Linked DNA regions of Mus musculus: regions 2 and 3 are each linked to region 1. Evidence: chromatin loops called from intact Hi-C (ENCODE). Cell type or tissue: left cerebral cortex. All regions are shown on one strand. Each heading gives the region's core, and the rest is flanking DNA. Links, peaks and the distances in the headings are about the cores only.

Region 1 (10,408 bases), core at 894-8,893:
TGGTAATAGGTTGCTGTGTTTGATCTGTTCTTATATTTACCTATACTTTTTCTGACCTGTTTGAATCTATTTCATTACGTTATGTTTCATCTCTAAATGCTTCAACAAATCTTTACTGATGTACATTTTCCCACATGACCAGAACATTAGTAAAAATAACAAAGTTGAGCTACAGAGATGGTTCAGCACGTAAGAGTGATTATAGCCTTTCCAGAGGACCTGAGTGTGGTACCTAGAACCCACATCAGGCCACTCACAACTGCCTGTAACTCCAGCTTCAGAGGATCTGATACTCTCATCTGGCACCCACTCACAGTACTCATGTGCACACACACACACACACACATACACACACACACACTACAAATAAATAAATAAATAAATAAATAAATCTAAAAAAAGCAATAACCACTTCTTATTTAATGCTTATAAAGTTATAATTCAAGTTTAACAAATTTGTCTTTTCTATTCTAAAATCAAAACCTAGTCAATTATGGTACTCACACTGCATTTGCATCTTTAGCCACTTTCAACTATTTGTGGTTTTTCCTACATGTATACCTGTGCACCTTGTGTATGGCTAGTGCCTTCAAGGGTCAGAAGAGGGTTCCAGATGCCCTGGAATTGGAGCTACAAATGGTTGTTAGCTGCTATGTGGGTTCTTGGAATCAAACCCTGGTCCTCTGGAAGAGCAGTCAGTGTTCTTAACCACTGAGCCATCTCTTTAGTTCCAACTTATGATTTTTTTTACTTTTGAAATATTTATACCTTCTAAGTAAGTTGCAGAGACAATACAGGAAGGGCCTGTGTGCCTTTCCTTCAGTATCTGTTAATAATTACAACTTTCAATATTATAGTACAATATCGAAATCAGGAAATTGACATTGATGCAGTGCATTTAGAGTTTAATGCCATTTTAGCACCAGTGGGGAGTCCTGTAATAAGTGCAGTCAGGACACAGAACTACTGTGTCACCACAAAGACTTCCTGATATCAACATTAAGCCAGATAGCAGAGAGAGTAGAAACTTCCCTTTAAGTCCTTTTATCCTGCCTTATTTATAGTACGGCTATGTTAAATATTCCCTAAAAACACATTACACTAGACAATGTTACAATTTTTGCTTCAACTATCAAGCATAATTTAGACAACTGAAGTTGTTTGAAGAGGAACAAAGTCTATTGTATTTACCCATATTTTTGCTCATTCTATTCTTTCCTCTGTCCTGACAACCTAAGATTTCTTCTTTTATGATTTCCTTTCTGTTTTGAGGATGTTCTTCAGCATTCTTTAAGAATGGGCCTGCTAGCACAAATTCTTTCAATGTTCCTTTGTCTGAGAATGTCTTAATTTCCTCTTCATCTGTGAAGGATATTTTCATCATACAAAACATTCAGGTTTAACAATTCTTTACCTACCTACCTACCTTCTCTCTCTCTCTCTCTCTCTCTCTCTCTCTCTCTCTCTCTCTCTCTCTCTCTCTCTCTCTCTCTCTCCTTTTTTCTTCTTCTCTTTTTTTGAGACAGGGTTTCTCTGTGTAGCCCTGAAACTCACTGTATAGATCAGGCTGGCCTTGATTTCACAGAAATCCTCCTGCCTCTGCCTCCCTGAGTGCTGGGATCAAAGGTGTATGCCTCCACTGCCTGGTTATTTTCTTTTACTAATCATAAAGAAATTTATTTCATTTGTGGATTTGTGTGCACATCAGGGTTGTTTACAGGTAAAAGCTCATTTATAGATGACATCCTTGTGGCTACATCACTTAAGAAAATGTCTCTCCCTTTCCCATCAACCACAAACTGCAAGCATGAAAAGGTACAGATGAGCACAGCCTTGTGATTTTGGGACACAGAATCTCAGGGAGCCCAGTCTGGCCTGAAACTTGCCACATGTCTGAGAATAACTCTGAACTTCTCCCAAGGCATGGACCATCATACCTGAAAATATCTTTAAGCATCTGAAATATGTTTTACTACTTGCTTCTGGACTGCATGGTTTCTGAAGTTTTTACCCCTATAAACCAAATATAATTTTTTAAAAAATATTTATTTGTGTTTGATTTTCAGAAGTTTATGATATGTCTCAATATGAGTTTCTTCTATGTGAGCTTTTTTAAAAATTTTATTTCTGAGACAGGGTTTCTCTGTACAGCCCTGGCTGTCCTGGAACTCACTCTGTAGACCAGGCTGGCCTAGAACTCAGAAATCTGCCTGCCTCTGCCTCCCAAGTGCTGTAATTAAAGGCGTGTGCCACCACTGCTGGGTCAGAATCATTATTATTTATGTGTATTTGTATGGTATATGTGTGCAACCTCTCTCCCCCGTGTGTTAGAGAGATGGGGACTTGACTCATTGAATGGCTTTGTGAGGACAACGGATGTAATATGACTTGCTTTTATCAGGATGGCTCTGATTTCTTTGGAAATAGGATACCACGTTGGGCAAGGGTGGAAGCCTTGAGACTAATCAGGAACGAGACTACTGACATAATTCAGTTGAACAGGTGATTTTGCCGTAGAGCAGAGGAATAGCACTAGACATGATGAGAAGAGGTGCAATTCTGGGTATGTTCTGAAGAGATGGTTGATGCGGTTTACTAATAGATTGGATATGAAGTGCTGTTCCAAGGATCTCCCCATCATAGAAACTAAGGAAGTGAAATTACTTTTTTGTTTAAATTGAGTTATACAAGTCCCTTAATATTCTTCTCTCTTTAAAAATAAAATACTTCTTTATTATTTTGTGTGTGTGTGTGTGTGTGTGTGTGTGTGTGGTGGTTTGAATTAAAATGGCCCTCATAGTTTCAGATTATTTCTGATATGGGGGCAGATACAGGGAAGCAAATTAAAGGACTTGTATAGCTTCTCTGGTTGAGAAAAATACATAGACACATCAAGAGTGAATATAAAAAATAAAATTGTCTTCCCAATTTTGTCCTGTCTGATTCTTTGATTCCTCCCTTTCCATTCTCTGTCCCTCCTTTGTTGTCGTGGTTTTAATGAGAATGACCTCCAAAGGCTCATATATTTGAATTTTTAGTCACCAGGGAATGGCATTATTTGAAAGGATTAAGAGATGTGGCCCTGTTGGAAGAAGTGTGTCACTGGGGGTGGACCAAGCCTAGAACCATTTTCTTCATGATGCTTGCTGATCCTGATATAGAGTTCTCAGCTACTTCTCCAACACCATGTTTGCCTACCACTATGTTTTCTGCCATGATGACAATGGACCTCTGAATCTGTAAGCAAGCCCAGTTAAACATGTTCCTCTATAAGAGTTACCATGGTCATGGTGTCCCTTCACAGTAAACAGAACAATGAGAGGAGTTGGTACCAGGAAGCTGGGTATTGCTGTGACAGGCCTGACCACTCTGCTTGTTGGTGGAATGTGGACTTTGTGACTTTGTATTAGGAAAGAAGTTGGATGCTTTAAGCAGGTCTTAGTGGGCCATGCTAGCAGGAACATGGAAGGCAGTGGTGCTGAGAGCAATGGAGATTATGATGGCCCAGCTCAATATGTTTCAGAGGGGAAGAATACTAGTAAGTGGCCTAGAAACTGTTCTTGTGGTGTTTTGGTAAAGAATGTGGCTGTTTTCTGCCCCTGTCCTAACAATATGCCTGAGGCTAAATTGAAGACTTTTGGATTAATGGTGTTGGCAGAGGAGATTTCAAGACAAACTAATATTGACTGTGTTACATGGTTATAAGTGGTAACTCTTATGCAGATCTATAATTTAAAGGAGCAAGTTAGCGAGGAAAAAAATATAAAATGTACAGTTTAAGGAGCATTGGAAAGTGCAATGAAGCCACGTCCTGTACTAAAGGAGGTGAAAAAAATCTGATGCTAAGTGTAATAAAGGGAATGGTGACCTCATAGCAAGAAAGCACCCAGCGGAACTTCCAACTTATGAAAAGTAATTAAAGAAAAAAAAGTTTAGCAGTGAAAAAAACCATAGAAAACAGAAAGATGGTGTAGATGTAACAGAACAAGTGGGGCATGTTTCAGCCCCAGCAAACAGAAGAATTTGACAGCTTCAGCCACATGGTTCTGGCTTTAGAGTTAAGGATAGAACAAAGGGGTTATGGAAGCTCCCTCTGTGATGAAGGAAAGGCTAGGTATGTGTTCTTCCGTGGAGGCCTAGAGAGGCCACTGTGTGAAACTGTGAAAGTAAAACCTGGATTGCCTTGGAGACCTCAAGATGTTGTAGATGCTAGAGTCATCTGAGATGCTGAGAAAACCTGCTACAAAGGAGTAGAACCATTACAAGAGAAAGAAGGGTTGAAGTCAACAAAGGTCAACATACAGTGGCACAGAACACACGTTACCATTCCAAAAGGGAGGAAAGGGAGCGTAATGAGGAAATAGTGGAGCAAAGCAAGATTGAAAGCTGGGCACACTCCAAACTCTGCATCTGTGTCTGATGTCCACAGGCTCATATATTTGAATGCTTAGTCATCAGGAAGTGACACTACTTGAAAGGATTAGGAGGTTTGGCCATGTTGGAAAAAGTGTATCACTGAGAGTGGGCTTTGAGGCTTTCAAAGCCCATATCAAGCCCAGAGTCTCTCTTCCTCCTGCCTGCAGATCTGAATGTAAAGCTCTCACCTACTTCTTCAGCATCATCTCTGCCTGCTCGCCACCATGTTTCCCACCATGATAACAATGGACTAAACATCTGAAAGTTTAAGCCCGACACAACTAAATGCTTTTCTTTGTAAGAGTTGCCATGGTCATGGTGTCTGTTCACCATGTAATAGAACATTGATTAAGACATTTACTCTTTTCATTTTTTTTTAAAGATTCACTTTTGTCTACATGAGTGTGGGTTCACCACATGAATACCTAGTACCTACATAGATCAGAAGAATGCATTAGATACCCTAGAACTGGATGGGTGTCATCTACCATATCCATGCTAGGAACCAAACTTGGGTCTTCTGCAAGAACAAGAAATATTCTTAACCACTGAGTCGTCTCTCTAGTGCCGTGTGTGTGTGTGTGTGTGTGTGTGTGTGTGTATGTGTGTGTGTGTGTGTGTAGATTAGAGGCCACCTTTTGGGAATTGTTTCTATCCTAACACCTGTGTTCCAGGAACTGAACTTGGGTTGTAAAGCTTGACAGAAAACGCCTTTACCTGCTTGAGCATCTTGCTAGCTTGCCTTTTCAAAAGGGAGATAGTTGTTTGCATTCAAATGTTTGTGCATTTGTACAAATATATGTGTGGCGGGCCTCAGGGACCCGAAGAGGGTGTTGGATGCCCTAGAAAGGCAATTACAGGTAGTTGTGAGCCACCCAGCATGAGTACTAGGAACAAAACAGATCCTCTGGAAGATCAGCAAGTGCTTTTAACAGCTGAACTGTTTCTCCAGCTCCATCCTTCTCTGCATTTTTAATGACTCTGTAAAATCCCTTTAGATTCAGTGTGTCTCCCTCTACTATACAGGCACTCTGACACTTAGAACAGTTTGGGTTGACAAGCCTGGGAGGAGGTCAGTAACACTGAGATGCTTTGACACTTTAACAGGGAAATCTGCCAACTGCTAGTGCTCCTGCCTGAGGCCCCAGGGAGACAGGCGCCCCCTACCGGCCTGACGCAGCCCCCAAGCACAGACAGGCGGCTGCGGTTGCTAGGCGACCAGGCAGCCTGAGCCCAGACAGAGAGATGGAGCAGTTGGGGGGATTTGTGAGCACAGAGACGTTTTTCTCTCTCCTTCCACCGCCTCTCCAGAGCCATGGACAAACAAACTAAGATAGGCCGGCACTGTTCGCTGCTGTCTCATAATCTGAGCTCATTCTTGAAAATAGAGGTTCAGCAGGTGACCTCAGGCCTTGGCGTGTGTGGAGGGGCGATGTCTTTTGGCTACACATTGCGGAAGGCAGAAGTTTCTCATTTTCAAGGGGTGAAGGATGAAGACTGCTGTTCTTAACCAAAGGGAATTCTAGAAAATTGAGAGTAGGTGGGAATAATTTTGGTGATTAGCCCAGTGAATTATAAAGATTTGCCCACCACTCTCAACATGCGCCTGGGGAAACTCCTACTTTAGCCCATTACAGTAAAGACTCAATGGGAATGACAAAACCCACAGGATTATTCGCAGGTGGCTCTTGAGTCAGGTTTCTCTGTAGAGTGAAAAATCAGCCATCAAGTCTGCAGACCCCTTTGAGGAGGGACAGAGTTGACGAAGAGCAGAAGAGATACAAAGAATGGGAGGAGGGTAGACAGGGGACTTGGAATCGTCTTGGCTCTGTGCCATCTTTACTAGGGTCATGCTGAAGCGCCCTATCTTCATGAGGTCTCCAGGGACCAGAAATCCTCAGATTTCCCTTCTAGTAAGTTAGTAATCTGTGTAACCTGAGAGTAGGCCCAGGTCAAGGCCATGCATGACACAATAACTTCTCCACTGAGACTCACATCTGCCCTCTCAGCCAGTACATACAACAGAAGCTTCACTGTGGTCGAGCCCCCAACCCATGGCAAGTCTGGGGGAAAGCTGTACCTAGGACTGTGCTTTCCCTCGGGTGATACTAGGTTGAGGTACCTTGCAGCTGGAGAGCGTCTGTCCCAGTCACTGTCTCTGTCCTTTGCAGCTTTACAAAACAGGATGGCAGGGGAGGCTCCTTGTTCCCCATGTTTCCAAATTGAACTGGGTCGGGGCTGTGCCTTGGCTCTATTAATAGCCCCCTAACCCAGCCTGCTAGCCCCAAACCCAGATGCCAGGAACTGTGAGTCAGCAGCTAAAAATAACGAGCAATTGTACCCAAAACCCAACGAGCAGTTCCCCTTGGCCTTCTGCCCTCAAATTTTGGTCAGTCTTAGTCTCCAGTCCTGGGCTTCATAGATGTTCAGTGCCTACAGCTGTCTGGTCCTCCTAGGAAGGAGAGTTTGCGGTGGCCAGCTCAGAATTCAGTACACAAAGCTAGAAGCTAGGAGCACGGTCTGAATTGGTGATGGAGCTCTGGGAATCTGGACGCTGGAGTTAGAGAACTGCAGCCAGAACTATGTGGCTGGAGGTTGATGGGATATGAAGGGGATGGGAGGGAAGGAGGGGAGGGGGAGGGGTGAGAGGGGGAGGGGAGGGGTGAGAGGGGGAGGGGGCAGGGTGAGAGGGGGAGGGGAGGGGCGGGGGAGGAAGAGGGATGAGAGGAGAGGAAGAGGGAGGAGAGGGGGAGGTGAAGGGAAGGGGAGGGAAGGAGGGGAAGGGAAGGGATGAGAAGGGGAGGGGAGGGGGAGGTAAGAGGAGGGGAGGGATAAGGGGAGGAAGAGGGAGGATAAGGGGAGGGAAAGGGGAGGGGAGGGATAAGAGGGAGAGGGGAGGGAAGGAGGGAAGAGGGAGGGATGGGGAGGGGAGGGGAGGGAGTGGGGAGGGGAAGGGGAAGGGGAGGGGAGGGGAGGGAAGGGGGAAGGGAAGGGAAAAGGGAAGAGAAGGAAAAAGGGAAGGGAAGGAAAAAGGAAAGGAAAGGAAAGGAAAGGAAAGGAAAGGAAAGGAAAAAGGAAAGGAAGAAGCTGCAGGGCCGAGAGCCTGGGCAACTGACAAGGGCAGAAAACAAGTGTATGAGGTGGGAAGCAAGTAGATACCCAAGTGTATGCCAAGCATATGTCAGGTACAGCTCGCCCTACCTGACAGGCTGCGGGCTCAGAGAGCTGAGGTCCATAGTCGGCTAGACTGAGGAGCGGGATCAGGAAGAGGGAAAGGTAATAAGGGAATGCAGTTTGAAACACAGTGCGATCCTCTCAGTTTAAGGCAACATGGATCTTCAAACAGCAGCCACAGCGTTGGCTTGCGGCGTCCCTCCAGCCCTGCTATGCCTGCCTAGGTCAGGTGTGTCGGCATGGAGTGAAGAGGACGGTGATGAAAGAAAGAGGTGTGTGTGTGTGTGTGTGTGTGTGTGTGTGTGTGTGTGTGTGAGAGAGAGAGAGAGAGAGAGAGAGAGAGAGAGAGAGAGAGAGAGACTATGAGAGTGAGGGGCAACAAGGAAAGAATGAGTGTGTGTGTATGTGTGTGTGTGGTGCGCGCGCCACCGCTGCAAATTCAAACTCGCCTCCATCCACAGGAGACCTTAAGCGTTCAGAGGCATACTGGGAACTGTAGTTCCCATGGCTGCCAGTAACCAAGGGGTGGGGGGCCAGAGAGGTAGGGTCTTGTTCTGAGATGCTAGGGCTGCTCCGAGTCCTGTTCTGACTGGCCGGAGAGAAGGAATCGAGGAGCTTTCCCTGTCCTGACTAAAATCTTAATTTGACTGGCATTTGAGTCTAGGCAGGAACCAGGATGAACGGCAGTGTAATGGAGGATTGCAGGGTCAGCCACGGAACCCCTACTTGTCCCAGTTTTTGTCTTCTCACTCCCTTTTTACCTGCCTCACCATCACCCTGGCCATTTCAGCTTTTAGCTTTACAAGCAGCAACATATTGAGGAATTTGCTCAAGGAGAAACCTAGCTAGAACCAGACCCTACGCCCATCCCAGAAAAAAAAAAAAAAGAGTAGAAATCAGATCTAGCTCTCAGAGTCTGAAGTCAAGGACGCAAGTTCCCGAACCCACAAGGAAAAGTGGTGGCATTCATCAGTATGTCACCATATCCAGGGGTTCAGACCACTCAGGGCTAATGACCACGAGGTGGAGCTACAACGCAACCCCTGCTCGAGGCTTCTGGGCCACCGGGAACGCGGCAGTCGCCACTCCTCTCCAGCCTGCCTAGGAGAAAGGGGGGTGGTGTTAGTCCTTCCATCTCCCGCCCGCCCGCAAATCTCCTCATGATGACCTCTCAATGTCATTTTACATCCAGTTCCAGATGGAAAAAGCATTCTTCCAACTCCGGCACAGAAATGATTAGACTGTGACCAAATGACAAATTAAAAATTCATTGAATAACAGATTAACAGGCAAGATACAGGAACCATTCATTGCTCACAACAAAAACCTACCATAGACACAATATTATATTGCTAAATGAGCTTTTTCACTCCCAGCCTGTAGGCAGAAAAGAAGATGAAGTGTGAGGGTGAGAAGAGAAGGCATGGAGTGTGGACTGTCTTCAGCATCTTAAGAGTTCTTCCGGAAAGGCCATTGTGGCCAAATTTCCTTCAGTCATCATTCTGAGCTATCCCACCCTGACACACCCTGCTTCTTCTATCCAAGTACATGTGCACACAAGCCTAATGCATTATCTTGGCAATCTCTCTCACTTCCTTGCTTTAATTTCATTTTGGGAGTAACTTCTTGTCAGTCACTGTCTTTCCGACTAATTCATGTCAAACACCAAAGGCAGCAAATTCCATGGCAGCTTGAGACATGCCCACCATCTGGACAGAGGGCCCTCTGAGTTCAAAATCTTCTGTTAGCAATGCTCCCTCCTCCAAACATTTGATTCTAGGACATTCCACTTCAGCTCCTGTCCTTCCCTTTGAACAGTGCACACAGGCCTTAGACAGCAGCTGGTGGCGGCCTGGGCCCGGCATTCACTCAGAGGCGAAATTGTTGATCTTGGTCAGTAGCACTGCTGTTTCTAAGCCTAGAGAAGTAAGAGACGGGTCATACAGGGAGTGAAGCCAGGGGAAATGAGGAGAAAATAAGAAAGGAAGGGCAAGGGCATTCTTACCTGTTCTGTTTCTCTTAGCACATCCCCTAGAGAGGGGGGGGGGAGAGAAAGAGAGAGAGAGAAAGAGAGAGAGAGAGATTGAGACTTTCTTTTTTTCTGTTGCAAGTTCCACCAACTTGTTACAAGACTCTCCAACCCAGGGTTCCCCAAAACTGCTTTCGCCAGGGTCAAGACATTTTATAGAGATAAGGAAAACTCGAAATTTGCAATGACAAAATCTTAATCCCGGGCAGTGCACTCCAGTCAGACTCAACCTTTTTTACTTGGGGCCCGGGAAAGTGCCCAGGAGACCAAGGCAAAAGCACTCACCCTCGGAGGAGGAAGATACTCAAAAGCAGCAGAATGGAGGCACAGTCGGTGATCACCCAAATCATTAAGTATTTTTGAGGGGGCTATGGAAATGGAAAAGTCCCTTCAGTGGCCAGAACTCCCAAGAGTAGCATATGGGGTAAATAAATATGGAGGGGTACAGGTTTAAGAGGAAATAAGAGATTGGACATGAGGGGCAGGGACAGTTCTAGAGTCCTTACAAGAAGCCAGAGGGGGTTCTGCATCTGTTGCAGCAGCTGGCAGGCATTGGTGGTGACAGAATCCACCCCTGCACACCAGAGCAGGGAGAAGAGCCAGGGCTTGTTCACTACAAACAGGTTCACTGAGATATTATCCTGGTGCAGGGCCCTGTGGAAGTGGGGGGAAATGGAGGAACATACAGAATTTGCCCAGCTCACGTCTGAGACTCTGCCCTGGACCCATTCTCTTTTATGCAGATCTCTGCAATGTAGAATAATGCTAAAGCCGTTCTCATGGCCTACA
Region 2 (10,408 bases), core at 1,639-9,638, 380 kb before region 1:
AAAGGACTGCAACTCTTCAGAAGATTTTTTTTTTCTTTCTGACAGTAGTTGCAGTTTTCATTTCCTGATTTATAAAACATTTTTGTTTTCTTTTAAATGATTCTTCAATTAATTAATTTCTGCCTGTCTGTCTGTACACCTTTTTGTATGAGCGCCTGTGGAGGCCAGAAGAGAGTGTCAAGTTGGGGCTGGAGTTACAGACATTTGTGAGTTGCCTGATAGATGCTGGGATCCAAACTCTGGTCCTTACAAATTAGCAGCAAGCATTCATTCTTAACTATAAGGCATTCATCTCTCCAGCCCTTAGGACTTTTTTTTTTAAAGAAAATTGATTTTTAAGCTAGTATGTAACATAAAAGGTTCCATCATTGCATCTTCATACGCTGACATTTATATTATCTTTTATTCGGATTTGTTCCCTTCCCAGTGCTAGTCCCCATCTCTCCTATCCAATCTGTCTTTCTTTGCCCTCTGTCTCTTCTGTTCCTTTTGATATCTTCCTAGCCTCCCATGATTCCCATTCTAATTTCAGGACCTACACACACACACACACACACACACACACACACACACACACACACACACACGCAGGCCAAATTCTACATATGAAAGAACACATGTGGGCTGGAGAGATGGCTCAGCAGTTAAGAGCACTGACTCCTCTTCCAGAGGTCCTGAGTTCAATTCCCAGCAACCACATGGTGGCTCACAACCATCTGTAATGAGATCTGATGCCCTCTTCTGGTGTGTCTGAAGACAACTACAGTGTCCTCACATGCGTAAAATAAATATCTTTTAAAAAAAGAAAGAACATATGTAGTGGTTTTTCTTTTTGCGTTTGACTTCTTTTGCTTAATATGACAATCTCCAGTCCTATTATTTACTTGCAAATGTCATAATTTTAATTTTCTTTATAGCTAAATAAAAATTTCTATGTATATGTCCTACATATTCTTTATCCATTCCATCTATGGATAGGCATTTAAGCTGGTTCCATTTCCTGGCTATTACCAGCAGAACAGCAGTGAACATGGAAGTGTAAGTAATTTGTGGTATATTGACTGTAGTATAATATAGGTTATTTCTCTCCCCTTTGATCTTAGTAGGCCCTAATGCTAGTCTCCTTTCTAAATTTCCATTCCATCTGTAGTCAGTTCTGCTTGCTCTGTCCTTCTCTGTGTGATGCTGTTTATCAGCATGTATTTGGCGCTCTGTAATTGTCTCTTTATATCTACAAATGACAGAACTGGGCATCGTGGTACAGGCTTGTGATCCCATCACTCAGAATACTGAGGAAGGAACACTCTGAGTTCAAAACTAGCCTGGATGACTGAGAAAGACCCTAACTACTAACCAAACTGATAGATAGATAGATAGATAGATAGATAGATAGATAGATAGATAGATGAAAGAAAGGAGAGGTGGAAGGAAGAAAGAAGAAATTTAGGGAGTCAGCCAGCCAGCCAGCCAGCAAGCAAGCATGGTACTTGGTACAGTTTCATCTCTTTTTTTTTTTTTTTTTTTTTTTTTTTTTTTTTTTTTTTTTTTTTTTGGTTTTTCGAGACAGGGTTTCTCTGTATAGCCCTAGCTGTCCTGGAACTCACTTTGTAGACCAGGCTGGCCTCGAACTCAGAAATCCACCTGCCTCTGCCTCCCAAGTGCTGGGATTAAAGGTGTGCACCACCATGCCCGGCTCCAGTTTCATCTCTTTTATGTCTGGATAGCTGTTTGTTCACTTGTTCTCTCCCTGAATAGGAAGTTTAATGAAGATGGTTGCATAACAGATCAGGGGGTATGCCAAGTAACTTTTCTTTTGAAGGAAAGCTGCCTTTGGGCAGGAGCTCCCCTGTTCTTAAAATTTCTTCCCTACCCCCCCCCCCATCTAAAGTCCCAAGAACAGACTGAGGTATGATTCTACCAAAGTTCACTCTGGGAACCAGTGAGCATGTTGGGGTTTCTTCCATAGGTGAGAGATTACTTACAGGAATGTGGGAGCTCCTTTGGCCCAATAACCTGCAATGGAAAGTCCACCTAGCAGGGATGATTGCTTTCCCATAGCCCCACAGACAGTCCTCTCCCCTAGTCGTACTCCACCTACCTCCTCTAGCCCATCCCCCAAGACCTAGAGACCACATGCAATAAGGGCAGAACTGCATAGAGCTGGTTGGAAGGAGCGCCTGGACTGAGGCGAAGGGTTCCATGACAAATACTACCTACCCTATCTATAAGAGAAGTTAAACAGTCAACTGGACCAGATCTGATGACCTTCTGAGAGCTGGCCCAACACAACTCTTGCTGTTTGATGGTAATTTGGGTAGAACCATAATATACCCCCAAATGGCACATTTTAAACAATTCATTAGCTATGGGACATTAACACCTGCACTACCTTACCTTTTCCCACATATCTCCATTTATGTTTTACTTCTGTTTTTTTTTTTTAAACATGGTCTTGTTACATAGCCCAGGCAGGCCACAACTTGGGGGCCTTCTGTCTTAGCCTCCTGAGTATGTGCCACCATGCCCAGCTTGTTTTGTTTGCCTTTAAAAAAAAACCAAAAAACCCTAAGCCGGGCGGTGGTGGCACATGCCTTTAATCCCAGAACTCGGGAGGCAGAGACAGGCAGATTTCTGAGTTCGAGGCCAGCCTGGTCTACAGAGACAGAGTGAGTTCCAGGACAGCCAGGGCTACACAGAGAAACCCTGTCTCGAAAAACCAAAAAAAAAACAAAACAAAACAAAAAAGCAAACTCTAGGAAGTAATAATTTGGTTCACTATGTGAAATATGTGGATAGTAGGTGGGGGGCATAACAGAGAGCCAATAAGCCAATAAGAGCATTTGTTTCATGGGCAGGATTTCACTTCACTTCCTGGTTTCCAGACTCCCTTATTTTGACCTTGAGTACTTGCCAGCTCTGAAATGGCAGCCTCTCTGGGATTTTTCCAGACATTCTGTCCCATTCCATTTTGTTTCATCAGCTGATATTATTTCCAATCTTCCAGAAGTTTGTTAAGTCCATTTTCTTCTTAAGGGCTTACTTATTCCTTTATTAACATTTTAATAGGGTGCCCGAGGAGACTTAGATAAGCACATTCCTTCAGTCCGGCATCTTCAATTAGAACTCTTGCGTCTTTATAAAAGTGTAATGGTAGACTTTTGCATGGATGGACTATAGCTTATCAAATGTCCAAGTAATGGATATTTGGGTTATGTCCAGTTCTTCACTTTTTCAAGCAATACTGTAGTGGACCTCTTTTGTACATAAATCTTTGGGTACCTGAGCAAATGTTTTCGTAGGACGGATGCATAGAAAGAAAAGTGGGGATCTTTGCTGTATTATTTTAGTCTTTAATGTAGTAACACACATTACAAAGAAGTGAATTTAGCATGCAACAATTCTCAAATTAGTCTGAGTAGTATCTAATACCTTCCATATAGTGAATGCTTAGCAAATACTTGTCGAATCATGTGTTAATGACTAATAAATTAGTATTTTTTCCATGGTATGGTACTCTGACCGGTATGGTATAAGGTATAGTTTTGGGGCTGGAGAAACACTCAGCAGTTGGGAGCACTAGCTGCTCTCACAGAGGAATTGGGTTAGATTCTGGTAACTCCAAACCCAGGGGCTTCCAATGCTTTCTTCAGGAGCCCTCCATCCAGCACTGCCTGCTCATTGTACACAGACAAACAGGCAGGCAAAACACCTCCACACATAATTTCTTAACAAGGAAAGATGTGGTCTATGGTATTTCATCTAATTTGAAGCAATAACTAGAAAGTACTATTACACAAGAACAAGTTACTGTCAATTAAATGATCACACTAGACAATTTTACCATTTAGAATTTATACTTTATAAGTGTTGAAGGTTTTCTTAATTAAAACATTTATTGTTACTGTATGTGTTCATGCAGTGCATGTATGGGTGGCTGTGGCACAGCACGTATATGGAAGTCAGCTTATGGAATTGGTTCTCTCCTGTCAGGCCACAAGACTGACAGTGAATGGTAGTGCCTTTACCTACTTACCTTGTTGGCCCAAAGATTTTCTTTTATTTTCTTTTTTAATATTTATTTATTTTATGTGTATGGGTGTTTTGCCTGCGTGTATATCTATGTATCAAATGCAAGTTCAGTACACAAGGAGGCCAGAAGAGGGCATACTCCTGGGGCCAGAGTTACAGATGGTTGTGAGCTACGATGTTGGTCCTAGATCCTTTGGAAAAACACCCAGTACTCTTTTTTTGCTTTTGTTTTGTTTTTTGTTTTTGTTTTGTTTTGTTTTGTTTTTTGAGACAGGGTTTCTCTGTGTAGCCCTGGCTGTCCTGGAACTCACTTTGTAGACCAGGCTGACCTTGAACTCAGAAATCCGCCTGCTTCTGCCTCTCAAGTGCTGGGATTAAAGGTGTGCGCCACCACCCCCGGCTCATTAAGACTCTCTTAGGAATGGATATATGTCTGTGTATATTTGTTGTTGATAGTTTTATTGTTTGAGTCAGGATCTCATGTAGGAGGGGTTTGGACTCCCAGCAATCCTCTTGCCTGTACCTCTTGAGTGCAGATGTGAGTGCTACCATGCCCATCTTGGAAGCGGACATCGGAGGCATGTCATTTCTGTGTGTATCACAGAAAACAGTAACATGAAATAAATTAGCTAAGGTGTTAATACGGTATCATTATACTTGAAATCTGATACCTTGGATTACTATTGGACTCTGTCACTGTATAACATGTGTTGCAGTTAAGAAGTGGATGATTTCTAGGGAAAATTAAAGAAAAAAATAAACCCAAGTGTCTCATGGCTTTCTTTTGTAGCCTCATATTCATGCTGTTTTAATACTGTTGCTTTCTGTATCTTGCCAGAAGGTGTCAGGCAATGACAACTGCTGCCTGACCAGCAGAAACGCTAAGATTCCAGGAACTGTCTGATGCTTCAGAAAAATCCAGAAAACACAAACAAATGTTCATCTTTGGATGGAATTCAGTTGGTAGAGTGCTGACCTAACCTCAGAAGCCAGATGTGGTGGAACATGCCTATAGTCCCAGCATTTGGAATAAGAAGGCAGAAAGATAGAAGTGCAAGGTCATCCTCTGCTACATTGTGAGATTGAGGCCAGCCAATCTGAGCTACATAAGACTGTCTCAAAAAAGAAAGAAAGAAAGAAAGAAAGAAAGAAAGAAAGAAAGAAAGAAAGAAAGGGAAAGGAAAGGAAAGGAAAGGAAAGGAAAGGAAAGGAAAGGAAAGGAAAGGAAAGGAAAGGAAAGGAAAGGAAAGGAAAGGAAAGGAAAAGAAAGGAAAAGAAAAGAAAAAGCAGGGACCAGGGGAAATGGAAGAGAGGCTAGAGAGATGACTCAGTGGTTAAGAGCACCTGCTGCTCTTCCAGAGATTCTGAGTTTGGTGGCTAGCACCCATGGCAGCAGGCTCACAAACATCTGTAACTCCAGTTTCAGGGGTGTTGATGCTTCTGGCCTCTGTGGGCACCTGCCCTCAGGCGCGCGCGCGCGCGCGCGCGCGCGCACACACACACACACACACACACACACACACACACACACACACACACACACACATACACACACACACCACACACTCAAATCTTTTTAAAAGAAAGAGAAATGTGCATCTTTAAGTCCATTAAATAAATAATTACTATCATTTTGCTTTTCCTGAATCAACTAAATTCTTTTTAGCTAAATTTAATTGTGTTTTTTCTTTTGTAATCTACAGTCTCAGAAGACAGGTCTGCAGTTAGTTTCCTTTTTCTTTCCTCCTTGTTCAATGAATTCTGATCTCCAACATTCTAGTGGTACTACTCTGTTCTCTGTTCTTATTCACAGCTACTTAACAACCAGTAAATCTGTATTGCCCATTGAAAAAAATGTGTTACATAATCTTAGACAGTCTCTATCTTGCTGTCTGTTTTTTTCCTGTCTTTTATTTTTTTAAAGAAAAAAGTTATTGTTGGACGTGGTAGCTCACACCTTTATTCTTAGCACTCAGGAGGCAGAGACAGAAGCAGGGAGATCTCCATGAGTTTGAAGCCAGCCTGATTTGCATATCAAGTTCCAGACCAGCCAGTGCTATGTGATGAGACCCTGGAAGAGGAAGAGGTGGGGGGAGGGGGAGAAATTGATTTTGAAATATATTCGTTTTACACTTTTTAAAAATATTTATTTTATTATTTTATGTGTATGAATGTTTTTCCTGCATGTATATAGCTATACCATGTATGTTCCTAGCAAGTAGGCAGATTACTACAAAGCTGGAAAGTCTCTCTTATAGCCCTCAGATGCTGAGTTCTCTTCTAGGAGGTCAGAAGAAGGCACTAGGTAACCTAGAATTGGAGTGGTTTAGAGAGTTGTGAGCCACCCTGAGGGTGCTGGGCATTAAATCTGGGCCCTTTGTGAGAGCAACAAATGGTCTTAACCTCTGAGCCATCTCTCCAGCCCTAATGTTCTTTCTTTTGTGAAAAACACACCTGTCACCTTGACTAGAATATGAAATAGTTTATTTTATATGCAAATATCAATGAATATGGCCTGAAAACATAGATTTAAGTCAGCCACCCAAATTCCAAATCCCGTATTTCAGTGTTGTACTAGTTTAGGAAAGGGTTTTTTAAGAATAGCAATATAGCCCTCAGATGCTGAGACCTCTCTTATAGGCCTCCAGTGGTATTTGCTAATATTCCTAGCTTACATTAAAAAAGGACTTACCTAATATTCACAAGGATGATAGATCATACAGAGAGGTGAGCAATAAATAGCTAAAGATAGCCCAAGATAGATTGTAGTTAGGGCCCTGTACCTGTGATATTCCAGCCTCTCCGCAGTCATTGATGCTCCGTTAATTGGCCAGCCTTTCTATAATATTCAGTGTAGGTATGGCTTTTGTTTCAGGAACTTAATATTTGTTTGTCTGCTTGTGTAGGGGGTAATTTTCAGAAGCTGATGATCTCCTTCCATCACATAGGTCATGGGAATTGTCAGTGACAAGTGTCTTTACTCATTAAGTTACCTTGTCAGGCCGGCCCATTTTAGGAACTTTCGTTCATGTTTGTTTGTTTAAAGATTTATTTATTATATGTAAGTACACTGTGGCTGTCTTCAGACACACCAGAAGAGGGCATCAGATCCCATTACAGATGGTTGTGAGCCACCATGTGGTTGCTGGGAATTGAACTCAGGACCTCTGGAAGAGCAGTCAGTGCTCTTAACAGCTGAGCTATCTCCCCAGCCCCTCATGTTTATTTTTGAGACAGTCTGATGTAGCACAGGCTGGCCTCAAACTCACTTTGTTGTCCAGGCTGTTCTTGAACTTCTGGTCCTTCTGTTGTCATCTCTTAAGTGCTGCCATTATAATAAACCTACTTTATGCAGTATTGGGAGTCAAACCCAGAGCTTTGTGCTTGTTAGGCAAGTACACACCCAGTCCTCCTTTCTATAGCCGTGAGTTATAATTTATATATCCCACAATTCACCTTTGTGAGTATTCTTGGCCTGTTCATAGAAGTGAGCAGTCAGCAGAACATTTGAATCATCTCAGTTAGAAATGTCATAGTCATTGCCAATTGCTCCTTATTTCCTCCCAAATCACTTAGCCCTTTGCAACTACTAATATATTTTGTTTCTCTATCTTTTATGACATTTTATATAAATGAATATACATTTTTTTGTGATTGGTTCCTTTCACTTACTATACAGTTTCCAAGGTTCACAGAGTTTATTTATTTAGAGAAGTATTTATTATTTAGGTACTTTTTAATTAAATTTTTACTGGTAGTTTTAAAATTCACTTTACATCCCAATCTCTGGCCCCCCCTCACAGAGCCCCTCCTCCCACCTCCTCTCCTTTTCCTCTTAGAGGGTGGAGGCCCCCCTGGGTATTTCTCTCAACCTGGCACATCAAGTTTCTGTAAGGGTAGAAGCATCCTCTTCCACTGAGGGCAGACAAGACAACCCAATTAGAGGAACAGGATCCACAGACAGGCAGCAGCTTTACAGACAGACCCCACTCCAGTTGTTGGGGAACTCACATGAAGACCAAGCTGCACATCTGCTACATATGGGACAGGGTTAGGTCCAGCCCTTGCTCTTTAGTTGGTGGTTCAGTCTCTGAGAGCCCCAAGGGTCCAGTTTAGTTGACTCTGTTGGTTTTCCTGTGGAGTTCCTATCCCCTTCAGGGTCCACAATCCTTCCTCCTGTTCTTCCATAAGAGTCCCCAAGCTCAGTCCAATGTTTGGCTGTGGGTGTCTGCATCTGTTTAGGTTAGCTGCTGGGTGGAGCTTCTCATAGGAAAGTTATGCTAGGCTCCTGTCTGCAAGTATAAGAGAGTATCATTAATAGTGTCAGGGATTGGTGCTTGCCCATGGGATGGGTCTCAAATTGGGCCAGTTATTGGTTGGTTATTCCCTCAGTCTCTGCTCCATCCCCTGCATTTCTTGTAGACAGGATAAAATTTGGCCCCACTATACTACAGAAACACTTGCTCAACTCTGTTCATAGCAGCTTTATTCATAATAACCAGAAACTGGAAACAACCTTGATGTCCCTCAATTGGAGAAAGGATAAAGAAAATGAGGTTCATCTATACAATGCCATTAAATCTATTCAGCCATTAAAAACAAGGACATCGCCAGGCGTGGTGGCGCATGCCTTTAATCCCAGCACTCGGGAGGCAGAGGCAGGTGGATTTCTGAGTTCGAGGCCAGCCTGGTCTACAAAGTGAGTTCCAGGACAGCCGGGGCTATACAGAGAAACCCTGTCTTGAAAAACCAAAAAAAAAAAAAAAAAAAAAAAAAAAGAAAGAAAAAACAAGGACATCATGAATTGGAATTAGAAAATATCATCCTGGGCTGACTGTTCTTCTGAAGGTCTTGAGTTCAAATCCCAGCAACCACATGGTGGCTCACAACCATCCATAAAGAGATCTGGCGCCCTCTAGTGTGTCTGAAGACAGCTACAGTGTACTTAGATATAATAATAAATAAATTTTGTGGTATTTTTTTGTTTGTTTGGTTTTTTTGTTTTCGGTTTTTCGAGACAAGGTTTCTCTGTGTAGCCCTGGCTGTCCTGTAACTCACTCTGTAGACCAGGATGGCCTCGAACTCAGAAATCTGCCTGCCTCTGCCTCCCGAGTGCTGGGATTAAAGGTGTGTGCCACCACGCCTGGCTCATTTTTCTTGATTATATACTTCAAAGTAGAGCTGGGTCATATAATAATTCCATGTTTAGCATTTTGAAAAGCCACCATACTTTTCCATAAAAGGTATACCATTTTACATTCCCACGAGATCATTCCATGCCTTTACCAATCCTTCTATAATTTTTTTTAACATAGCCATCCTAGTAGTTATGGCTTTAACTTTTAGTTTCACAGTAACTGCAGGTATTGAGTACTCTTTCCTGTTCTGTTTGGCTTTTTATACATAATTTTGAAGGAATATCTACTCAGATGCCTTGCCAATTTTTAAAATAGGAGAGAAGAGGGAGACTGTTCACAATCTTAAGGAAGAAATAGAGTCATTTTATTTTTATTGTAGTAAAATATGTATAACACAAACCCTGATTTATCCATGCCTTTAACTGCACGTCCATGTGCCACACACAGCATGTGTTTAGAGGTGAGAGGAGAAGATTTAGAAGTCAGTTCTTGCCTCCCACCCCACCTTGCAGGGTCTCCTTCTTGGTTGTGCTTCTGTGCAGCAGCACACTCTGGGTTAGACTGGCCTGCAAGTGTCCACCTCCCTTCTCCAGGGAGGTGTGCTGGGAATGCAGATGCATGCCACCACATCTGGCTTCTTATATACCTTCAGGAGATCACTCGCAAGTCTTTGCTGCTGATCCATCTCCCAGGCCCTTTACCCGTTATTTTAAAATTAATTTATAACATATTTTATTTAGTGTATGCACATACCTGGGCAATGGCAAGGATGTGAAGGTCAGAGGACAACTTGCAGAGGTCCACTCTCTCCTTCCATAATATGGATTCTGGTGGCTCGAACTCGGGTCTCAGACTTGGCAGCAAGTACCTGTCTACCTGCTGAGCCATTTTCCTGTCCTTTCTTAACTATTTATTTATTTATTTACTTATTGGCTTTTTGAGACAGGGTTTCTCTGTGTAGCCCTGGCTGTCCTGGAACTTACTCTGTAGACCAGGCTGGCCTCGAACTCAGAAATCCACCTGCCTCTGCCTCCCAAGTGCTGGGATTAAAGGCGTGCACCACCACCACCCGGCTCTTAACTATTTAAAAATATGTAGTTCTATATTATTAAATTTCATGCCATTATATTTCATAACATTCATGTCATAAAACCGTTACCACTGTCCATTTCTGGACTGTTTTCATTTTCCCCAGATAATCTATGAACCCATTAAGTACTGTCTCTCAATCCCCTCCTGTG
Region 3 (10,408 bases), core at 1,064-9,063, 200 kb before region 1:
TAGTTTGGAAATTTTGTTAAATATTCACCCTTTCATGTAATTCATTCTAACTCCATGTATGTACTCACGAGAAAAGTAAAGATCCATGTGTAACACAGAAGTCCCCCATCTTTGGGTCTTAGTTAGGGTTCCTATTGCTGTGCTAAGACACCATGACCATCGTGGCGAGGAGAAGATTGACTTTACTTTTCATACCGTAGCTTATAGCCCATCATCTAGGGAAGTTGTGGCAGGAATTGAAGGTAGGAACCTGGGGGTATGAATTGATGCCAAGGCCATGGAGGAGTACTGCTTAATGGCTTATTCCTCATGGTTTGTTCAACCTTATACCATTCATGACCATCCATCCAGGGTTGGCAGCACCATCCATAGAATGGTCCCACTCACATCAATCCTCAATCAGGAAAATGCATTACATACATGCTTGCCCACAGGCCAACCAAATGAAAGCATTTTCTCCATTTCTGTCTTCCAGAATTACTCTAACCTGTGTTAAATTGACAGAAAAACACTCTGGCACTATTTGTAATATTTGAAAATGGACCCAAATGTCCATCAATAAGTGAGTGTATAAGCAATCTGTGGTATGTCCATATAATGAAATATTACTTCGCAGTAAAAGGAATTATTGATATGTGCAGCAACGAGGACTAATCTTGAAACTATTTAAGTTGAATTGAAGAGGCCAGACCAAAAATCCATATTATTTGGCAAGCATGAGGTCCCAGTATTCAAGTACAATGTTGCAAAATACGTTGGGATAGATTTTGTAGATTGGTTAAAGATGAAGGGAAAGGATTTGAAGATCAAAGAAAAAAGTAGGAAACAAGAAATTAGATTCAAGACAAAAAAGGAGAAGCATATAGAGACATATACATGGCTTATAGTTAAAACCATCATTCTTCTCTCTCTCTCTCTCTCTCTCTCTCTCTCTCTCTCTCTCTGGCCTTCTTTATTTCTGTACTGAGAAAGTAAAAAGTTTCTTCTGAATCATCTCCTTTTGATTCTGTTTCTCCTCTCCCATTTTACATTCAGTTCTGAAGGATATAATCTTATGTTCAAATAGTCAAAGCCAAAGTTTTACCTTCCTAGCAGAGCTGTATCTATTTTAAAAGGGCATTTCATTCCTTTGAAGTTGTAATGACTGCAGTCATTACTTAAAAGACAGGAAGCCTCAACAGGGTACAGGAGACTCATTTACCTTATGTAGTATTTATAAATAATCTGTCTTAGACTTAAATAATAAACCAGGATATTTCTATTAGATTGCTACTAATAGTTTCTTATAATTGAAAAACTGACAGTAACACATTTTTTTTACAAGAATACAATTACATTAATTTTAATGGTGAAAACTCTGGAAATACACCAAATTGTGAAACCTAGAAAATACTGCATTAATTTAACTAAAATTTTCCTCTAAAAGTAGTCATTGAAAACTATAATGATGTAGATAAATATGTACATAAGATTTAATGGAAAGAATAAAGTGTGAAATTGTATATAAGCTGTCATAACTACAATTTACATATCTAAAAGGATAAAGTTAAAATGTTATACAGAAAAATGAAGGTATCTCCACTAGCATGGTGATTTATGTATGCTGCCTTTAAGATTTTTATCATTGCTCTTTAAGATAGCTTTTAAAATGGCTTTTCTAGAGTTTGTGTACCACTTTTTAGACTCTTTATCCTTTAAGTGAAATAAGTAACTTTTATACTTTGAGTACTGGGGTCTGAACCCAGGACCCTGTGTATGCTAGACATCTATCTACTCTGTCACTGAAGTTCAACTCTAGCTTCTGAACTTTGAAATGTGTAGGAAACAAAAAAAGAGAGTTAAACACTTAGGCTTCAAGTAAGTAGGCATTGTTTTTGTTGTCTAAAAAGTGGAATCTGTAACAAATTGTTTTCCCTTAGAGAGTAGTTGGGAAAATTTAAAGTGAATTTTGGAAAAATCTATGACTTTGTTGTTTTTTTTTAACTTTAGGTCCAAAAATATGCTGATGCCCTACACTGGTACAGTTATTCTCTGAAGTTGTATGAGTATGATAAAGCAGATCTGGATTTGATCAAGCTGAAGAGGAACATGGTTTCCTGTTACTTATCTTTGAAACAACTTGATAAGGTGCTTTCATTTACTTATTCTATTTTCAGAGGCAGACAGTGTTCTTTGCTGTGGCACTTAGGTGAATGCATCACTCTGATCTCAAAGCTACTTAGGGTGGCTGAGAGTGAGTGCCTCAGGATTTGAACAAGGTCAAATTGACATCTTCTTGATGTGTGTCTTGCAAACAAAGCAGAGCTTCCCAAAGGAGAGAGTATTTGGGAAACTATTGATTTCTTTTACTTTCTATCCTTACCATTTATCTTCTACCATATTCTGAAAGGCTATTTGCTGCTAACTCTGCTATATAGCCCTTTAAAAGAGACTAACCCTGTATGGTCTACATTTTTGTTAGGTATCCATTGACAGTAGATACTGACTTGCATGAAGGGGTATTATCCTTTATAACCACTCAAGAAAAGTTCAGTGTATGAATCTTCATTAGGAAAAAATATAGAAGCTAAAAGATGAAAAGATTTTATGAATGATGGGGCCATCCATATTTCTAATAGCATATGAGACATCTTTTATCTTTTGAACATCATACAGTGTGCACATAATGTGGAGTATTGGTACTTAGATGAACAAAAAAAATGAGAAGGACACATATGCACTCAATTGAACATGAAGGTTTTTGTTGCCTTTCAAGTTTTACTGACAGCTTTAGAGGAGATTATATGAATGATTTTGTAGGTTTTCTTTGAAGGTCTATGCATTATCAGGGTTCTCTAGAAAAAACAGAACTAATAGAGTGAATATGCTCACCCATGGCTGTCTTCATACTGGAAGCGGACATTCTGGCAGCTGCTCAGTATATGAGGCTAGGTGCCCCAGCACTCTCAACATGATGCTCAAGGCAGTAGAGTCATCTGAAAAGACAATGACCAGAAGAGCAATACTCAAGTTGACGAGGTTCAATCTTGCTCTACAAGAAACTGACATTTTTGTGTGGTGCTGGAGTTTGAGCTCAGGGCTATACACATACTAGGAAAATGGCCTGTCACTGAAGCACATGCCCAGCCTGAAGCAGCACTTATATATCTGACTAATGACAGGCTCGGTCCTGGAGTCAGTGCAGAACTAAACCTGTAATTGGAGTTCAAATGTTGTTAGCACAAAGGAGAAAATAGGCAATCAGGAAACCAGTATGTCTTAATCGCATACACTCCATGTCCAACTGTGTCATTTAATGCCATATAGGTAGGGAAGTCAAAGCTTATTTTGAAATGTTCAAGGTAACTGTGTTTGTTACTTAGCATATTTCTCATTTCATCCTTTCTGACTTCCTAGCAGCAACTGTTTGGATACTTTGCGTATGTAAAGGATGAATTCCTATGCAGTAGGACATATAAAAAGGTAGAGGTTGGAGGGAAAGCCATCAGTACTTTGCCATCCCCATCTTGCCATTGTCTAACCATTTTTTAAAAAAATGTATGCTTACTATTTTATTTTACTTTTAAATCATTTTATTTACATTCCAAATGTTGCCCCCCTTCCCGGTCCCCCCTCCAAGAGTTCTTCCCATCCTCACTCCCCTTTGCTTCTGAGGGGTGCTCCCCTACCCTCTTAAATCCCTCCCCCACCCTCCAACCCCTACCTCCCATGGTCCCCTCTGTTCCCCTTCCTTGGGGCATCAAGTCTCTACGGGATTAGGTACATCTTCTCCCATTGAGGCCAGACAAGCACTGCTACATAAGTACTGGGGGCCATGGATCACATTGATGGCTTAGTCCCTGGGAGTTCCTAGGGGGTCTAGTTAGTTGATATACTTGGTCTTCCTATGGGGTTGACATCCCCTTCAGCTCCTTCAATCCTCCTCCTACTCTTCCATAGGGGTCCCTGACCTCAGTCTAATGATTGTCTATAAGTATCTGAATGTGTCTCAGTTGGCTGCTGGTAGAGCCTCTCCGAGGACAGACATGCTAGGCTCCTGTCTGCAGGCAACAGTAATAATATCAAAGATTGGTGCCCGCCCATGGCATGGATCCCAAGTTGAGCCTGCCACTGGTTGGTCATTTGTTCAGTCTGTGTTTCATTTTTCCCCCTGCATTTCTTTAGATGGGAACAATTTGGGGTCAAAAAAAATGAAGATAGGTGTCATCAGTTTTTGTATAAAGAGCTACACAGAAAATACTTAAGAATGTGGAAGTCACATGGTCCCTAATGTAACACTCAGCTCTGATCTTATATCAGATACTGACATAAACAATATGTAAACAAGTACCCACAGTGTGCTCTGAGAAAACCTTTATATTTAGGGATACTAAATTTCATGTGATTTTCTTGTGGCATGAAATGTTTGTCTTTTGGTTTATTTCAGCCATCTAAAACCAACAACTAGGCAAAAACAGAGGGTGGGTCAGATTTTGCCAGACTGTAGTTGCTTGATCTGTTGCTAATTAAGTAGTGATATCTACTAAGAAGAAAACCTGAACAGGAAGGGACAATGCTCTATGATGAGAAGATGGCTGTGAAAATTAAAGCAGCCGGGGCTAGAGAGATGGCTCAGTGGTTAAGAGCACTGACTGCTCTTCTAGAGGACCTGGGTTCAATTCCCAGCACCCACCCACATGGCAGGTCAAAACCATCTGAATATCCACTTCTGGGGTATCTGACTCCCTCACACAGACATACATGCAGGCAAAACAGTAGTGCATGTAAAATAAAAATAAGTAAAATTTTAAAAGAATTAAAACAGCCACAAAGATAAGACTTTATCTTTCATGTTCTGGTTATATATTGTTTATATCTACTATATAAAGCTCTAAAAATCATACCCTTCCATTACGGGACTGAAAATGAGCTTGTGGGCAGTGCACATAATATAGTGGTATTCACTAGATGGCACTGTGGCTTCTGTTTGTACTTTTAGTAGCTCAATGATTTTTGAAGGTTTTTGTAATGATTGTATCGCTTTTCCTCCAGATATAAAATAAAGCACTTAATGAAATGTGAGGTGAAGATTAATTTTGGCTCAACTGATGAAATTTTACTGTAATAAACACCCAACTTGAGGTCTGAGGTCAACAAGTAATTGTTGAATGCTTAATTTGTAAATGGTACTGTAGCATAAGTTAAAGATATACTTTACTCCTCCATATAGATATGCTTTAAAATATTATTTCAGGGATAAGATTTGCATGTATAATATGATTATAAAGCAACAAAACATTTATAAATTGTCAAATAATGTAGAATATAATATGGAATTTGAATAAGAATAGATGAGATGAGAGCGGTTTGTTCATTGTACATTCATTGGGTGTACAGCATATAGCTCAAAGTTCAGAAGGGTACCTGATACGTTAGAAGGCAGTCATAGTCAAAGGAGCCTGAATACAGTGAAATAATGAAGCCATTCTAAGAAGATGGAGACAAACAGGATACAACAAAACATCTTGTGCTGAATCCCCAAAGCCAGCTGTAATAAAGCAGAAAGGATGAAATGGGGTTTTAACAGAAGCACATGTGCAACATTTGAGGCTTTTTGTTGATTGTGAGCTGAACGAACAAACGAACAAACAAACAAAAAACAATGCTAAGAAATCTTGCTTATTTTAAATTGAATCAATAGAAACTGACTGCTTTTTGTATTCATGCATTCCCCATCAATGAATATAACTAAGTACAGATCAAAAACACTCAGAAAAATGCATTTGTACTGAACTTGTACAGACTATTTTTTCATTATTTTCTATAGAATATGGTGAAGTAACTGTTTACATAGCATTTCTGTTTTGATTCTTTAACTTTTTAATATTTTATTTATTTTTTATTTTATTTTTACACTCCATATTCCATTCCCTGCCCCCCCATCCACCCTCCAACTGCACTACATACCACACCTCCTCCCCACCCCACCCTTCCCCCATCTCTATGTGGATGCCCCTATCCCTCACCCCACCTGACCTCTAAACTCCCTGGGGCTTCCAGTCTCTTGAGGGTTAGGTGCATCATCTCTGAATGAACACAGACCCGGCAGTCCTCCACTGTATGTGCGTTGGGGGCCTCATATCAGCTGGTGTATGCTGTCTGTTTGGTGGCCCAGTGTTTGAGAGATCTCCGGGGTCCAGATTAATTGAGACTGCTGGTTCTCCTACATGATCACCCTTCTCAGCTTCTTTCAGCCTTTCCCTAATTCAACAACAGGGGTCAGCTGCTTCTGACCATTGGTTCAGTGCAAATATCTGCATCTGACTCTTTCAGCTGCTTGTTTCATTATATTAGTTATTTTAAATAGTATGGAGATGATTTGAAATGAACAGGAAGATATCTATAGGTTATGTACAAGCAAGGAACATGAGCACCTACACATTTTGGTATCTGAAAGGAGACAGGGAGCCCTGGAATCAATCTTCCATAGATACTGAGAGGTGATTCTGTAACGCATGAAAGGGTAAACTGAAGATGTTTTCTGTTCTGCTCTGGTTAGAGAAGATCTGAAGCATAACACTAGATTGGAAGAATAATTTTGAAGAAAGATATTGACAAGCTCTAATGTGCCAAGAGGAAGGCATTCAAGAACTGGTTAAAGGAAAGTATGGAGTTTTAACCTGAAAAATGAAAATTTTGGACATATACAATATAGTATTTCCCTTTATCTGTATAGCTACCAGTGAGAAAACCAGTTGCGTGTATCAGTGAGTGAAACCCGTGAAAGAGATTTTCAGTCACAAGAAGACCCTAGCTAAGAAATGAACTTGTCGAAAATTTAGATAGTGTTTTTTAAAGATACAACGAACTCCCTTTTCTTGAAGGTATTTAAATAAAGTCAGAATGGCTGCTTCCTCTGAATGTTGTTGGGAATATTCACACATAGGAAGAATTCTCAAACATCCGGAGTCCCTCAACTGTATGATTCTAATAATATAATGCAATAACTTTTAGTTTGATAATATAATTTAATAAATTTAATTCTGATAATATAATTTAATAAATTCTATTATGGTCAAAGAAGACTGTGGAGGATGATTTTCAAAATTGAGAACTAAAGATATTTCAAATCATTGCTAAGTTCTTTAAAAAATAACTATTGAACTATAATTTAAATATTAAAATATGCCCACTTTGTTATATAATTAAATAAATCTGAGAAATATATATCCACATGAACCCACTATCACAATCTGGATTTGGAATATCTAGAAAATTCATTAGATAAAATATTTCTAATCAATCCCCAGCTCAACTCTTAGGCTCAAGTAGTGAATTATATGTTTTATATCACTATAGAATAAAATTGTCCTTCTTATAGTTTCATATTAATTATCCATCACACTATATATCAAAATGTATGCCTAGACAAGACACATTCAGGGAGTTGGTATTGTAAATCTCTTGATACTGGTATGGTTATATAGTTTTAATCATTGTGTGATAACTGGTTGTATACTGACAATGTGTGCCTTTATTTATATACACTGTATACAAATAACATTTTTCTTAAAATATTGTGGACTAGAGCTTAGGTAGCATTTAGTGGGAGATGGATTCAATATTTCACAAATATATTTGAAGAACTGTAAATGCAAATGCAAATATTCTGTCACTAGAAATTACTAAAACGAGTTTAGTGCAGAGTTCTATCAGACCTTCAAAGAAGATCTAATCCCAGTTCTTCACAAACTATTCCACAAAATAGAAACAGAAGGTACTCTACCCAACTCATTCTATGAAGCCACAATTACTCTGATACCTAAACCACAAAGACCCCTCAAAGATAGAGAACTTCAGACCAATATCCCTTATGAATATTGATGCAAAAATCCTCAATAAAGTTCTTGCTAACCGAATCCAAGAACACATCAAAACAATCATCCATCCTGACCAAGTAGGTTTCATCCCAGGGATGCAGGGATGGTTCAATATACAGAAATCCATCAACGTAATCCAGTATATAAACAAACTCAAAGACAAAACCACATGATCATCTCGTTAGATGCTGAGAAAGCATTTGACAAAATCCAACACCCATTCAGGATAAAAGTCTTGGAAAGATCAGGAATTCAAGGCCCATACCTAAACATGATAAAAAGCAGTCTACAGCCAACCAGTAGCCAGCATCAAAGTAAATGGTGAGAAGCTTGAAGCAATCCCACTAAAATCAGGGACTAGACAAGGCTGTCTACTCTCTCCCTACCTATTCAACATTGTACTTGAAGTCCTAGCCAGAGCAATTCGACAACAAAAGGAGATCAAGGGGATACAAATTGGAAAGGAAGAAGTCAAATTATCACTTTTTGCAGATGATATGATAGTATATATACCTGACCCTAAAAATTCCACCAGAGAACTCCTAAGCCTGATAAACAGCTTCAGTGAAGTAGCTGGATATAAAATTAACTCAAACAAGTCAATAGCCTTTCTCTACACAAAGGACAAACAGGCTGAGAAAGAAATTAGGGAAACAACACCCTTCTCAATAGCCACAAATAATATAAAATACCTTGGCGTGACTCTAACTAAGGAAGTGAAAGATCTGTATGACAAGAACTTCATGTCTCTGAAGAAAGAAATTAAAGAAGATCTCAGAAGATGGAAAGATCTCCCATGCTCATGGATCGGCAGGATCAATATAGTAAAGATGGCTATCTTGCCAAAAGCAATCTATAGATTCAATGCAATCCCCATCAAAATTCCAACTCAATTCTTCAACAAATTAGAAAAGGCAATCGGCAGATTCATCTGGAATAACAAAAAACCTAGGATAGCAAAAACTCTTCTCAAGGATAAAAGAACCTCTGGTGGAATCACCATGCCCGACCTAAAGCTGTACTACAGAGCAATTGTGATAAAAACTGCATGGTATTGGTATAGCGACAGACAAGTAGACCAATGGAACAGAATTGAAGACCCAGAGATGAATCCACATACCTATGGTCACTTGATCTTTGACAAGGGAGCTAAAACCATCCAGTGGAAAAAAGACAGCATTTTCAACAAATGGTGCTGGCACAACTGGCTGTTATCATGTAGAAGATTGTGAATTGATCCATTACTATCTCCTTGTACTAAGGTCAAATCTAAGTGGATTAAGGAACTCCACATAAAACCAGAGACACTGAAACTTATAGAGGAGAACGTAGGGAAAAGCCTCGAAGATATGGGCACAGGGGAAAAATTCCTGAATAGAACAGCAATGGCTTGTGCTGTAAGATCGAGAATCAATAAATGGGACCTCATAAAATTGCAAAGCTTCTGCAAGGCAAAAGACACTGTCAATAAGACAAAAAGACCACCAACAGATTTGGAAAGGATCTTTACCTATCCCAAATCGGACAGGGGACTAATATCCAATATATATAAAGAACTCAAGAAGGTAGACTCCATAAAATCAAATAACCCCATTAAAAAATGGGGCTCAGAACTGAACAAAGATTTCTCACCCGAGGAATACCGAATGGCAGAGAAGCACCTGAAAAAATGTTCAACATCCTTAATCATCAGGGAAATGCAAATCAAAACAACCCTGAGATTCCACCTCACACCAGTCAGAATGGCTAAGATGAAAAATTCAGGTGACAGCAGATGCTGGCGAGGATGTGGAGAAAGAGGAACGCTCCTCCATTGTTGGTGGGATTGCAAGCTTGTACAACCACTCTGGAAATCAGTCTGGTGGTTCCTCAGAAAATTGGACATAGTACTACCGGAAGATCCAGCAATACCTCTTCTGGGCATATATCCAGAAGATGCCCCAACTGGTAAGAAGGACACATGCTCCACCATGTTCATAGCAGCCTTATTTATAATAGCCAGAAGCTGGAAAGAACCCAGATGCCCCTCAACAGAGGAATGGATACAGAAAATGTGGTACATCTACACAATGGAGTACTACTCAGCTATTAAAAAGAATGAATTTATGAAATTCCTAGCCAAATGGATGGACCTGGAGGGCATCATCCTGAGTGAGGTAACCCAATCACAAAGGAACTCTCACAATATGTACTCACTGATAAGTGGATATTAGCTCAGAAACTTAGGATACCCAAGATATAAGATACAATTTGCTAAACACATTAAACTCAAGAGAACGAAGACCAAAGTGTGGACACTTTGCCCCTTCTTAGAATAGGAAACAGAACACCCATGGAAGGAGTTACAGAGACAAAATTTGGAAGTGTGACGAAAGGATGGACCATCTAGTGATTGCCATATCCAGAGATCCATCCCATGATCAGCTACCAAACGCTGACACCATTGCATACACTAGCAAAATTTTGCTGAAAGGACCCAGATATAGCTGTCTCTTGTGAGACTGTGCCAGGGCCTAGCAAACACAGAAGTGGATGATCACAGTCAGCTA

The links. A loop is a pair of places that touch in the nucleus more often than their neighbours do. Peaks named below come from ENCODE experiments on the same cell type or tissue, not always from the same donor. Only the 100,000 strongest peaks of a DNase experiment are listed, where the experiment ranks them.
Region 2: a loop joins it to region 1, with 4 times the contacts of the local background. A loop is called at or near these places in 2 of 42 quality-filtered maps.
Region 3: a loop joins it to region 1, with 3 times the contacts of the local background. A loop is called at or near these places in 2 of 42 quality-filtered maps.

Annotation. Positions count from the first base shown.
Region 1 is chrX:100,737,330-100,747,737 of GRCm38, reverse strand. Gdpd2 (glycerophosphodiester phosphodiesterase domain containing 2) reads right to left here. Exons shown (of 16, transcript NM_023608.4): 13 at 10,126-10,273; 14 at 9,905-9,987; 15 at 9,596-9,621; 16 at 8,837-9,508. The coding sequence ends at 9,456. Gm14902 (a long non-coding RNA gene) reads right to left here and starts at 6,743. Exons shown (of 3, transcript XR_387009.1): 1 at 6,539-6,743. In left cerebral cortex, for the core only: CTCF peaks have their summits at 5,589 (motif pointing left) and 8,603 (motif pointing right); DNase peaks (open chromatin) are centred at 6,740, 7,643, 8,064, 8,617 and 1 more place; H3K4me3 peaks cover 560 bases; H3K27ac peaks cover 517 bases.
Region 2 is chrX:101,115,218-101,125,625 of GRCm38, reverse strand. It overlaps a transcript of Snx12 not described here. Among named protein-coding and RNA genes, the nearest start is that of Gm24061, 21 kb to the left of the region's middle. In left cerebral cortex, for the core only: CTCF peaks have their summits at 4,157 (motif pointing right), 4,867 (motif pointing right) and 8,952 (motif pointing left); DNase peaks (open chromatin) are centred at 4,179 and 4,935.
Region 3 is chrX:100,938,375-100,948,782 of GRCm38, reverse strand. It overlaps Tex11 (testis expressed gene 11), which reads left to right. Exons shown (of 30, transcript NM_031384.2): 16 at 1,990-2,127. Among named protein-coding and RNA genes, the nearest start is that of Gm24577, 62 kb to the left of the region's middle. In left cerebral cortex, for the core only: a CTCF peak has its summit at 4,926 (motif pointing right); a DNase peak (open chromatin) is centred at 4,959.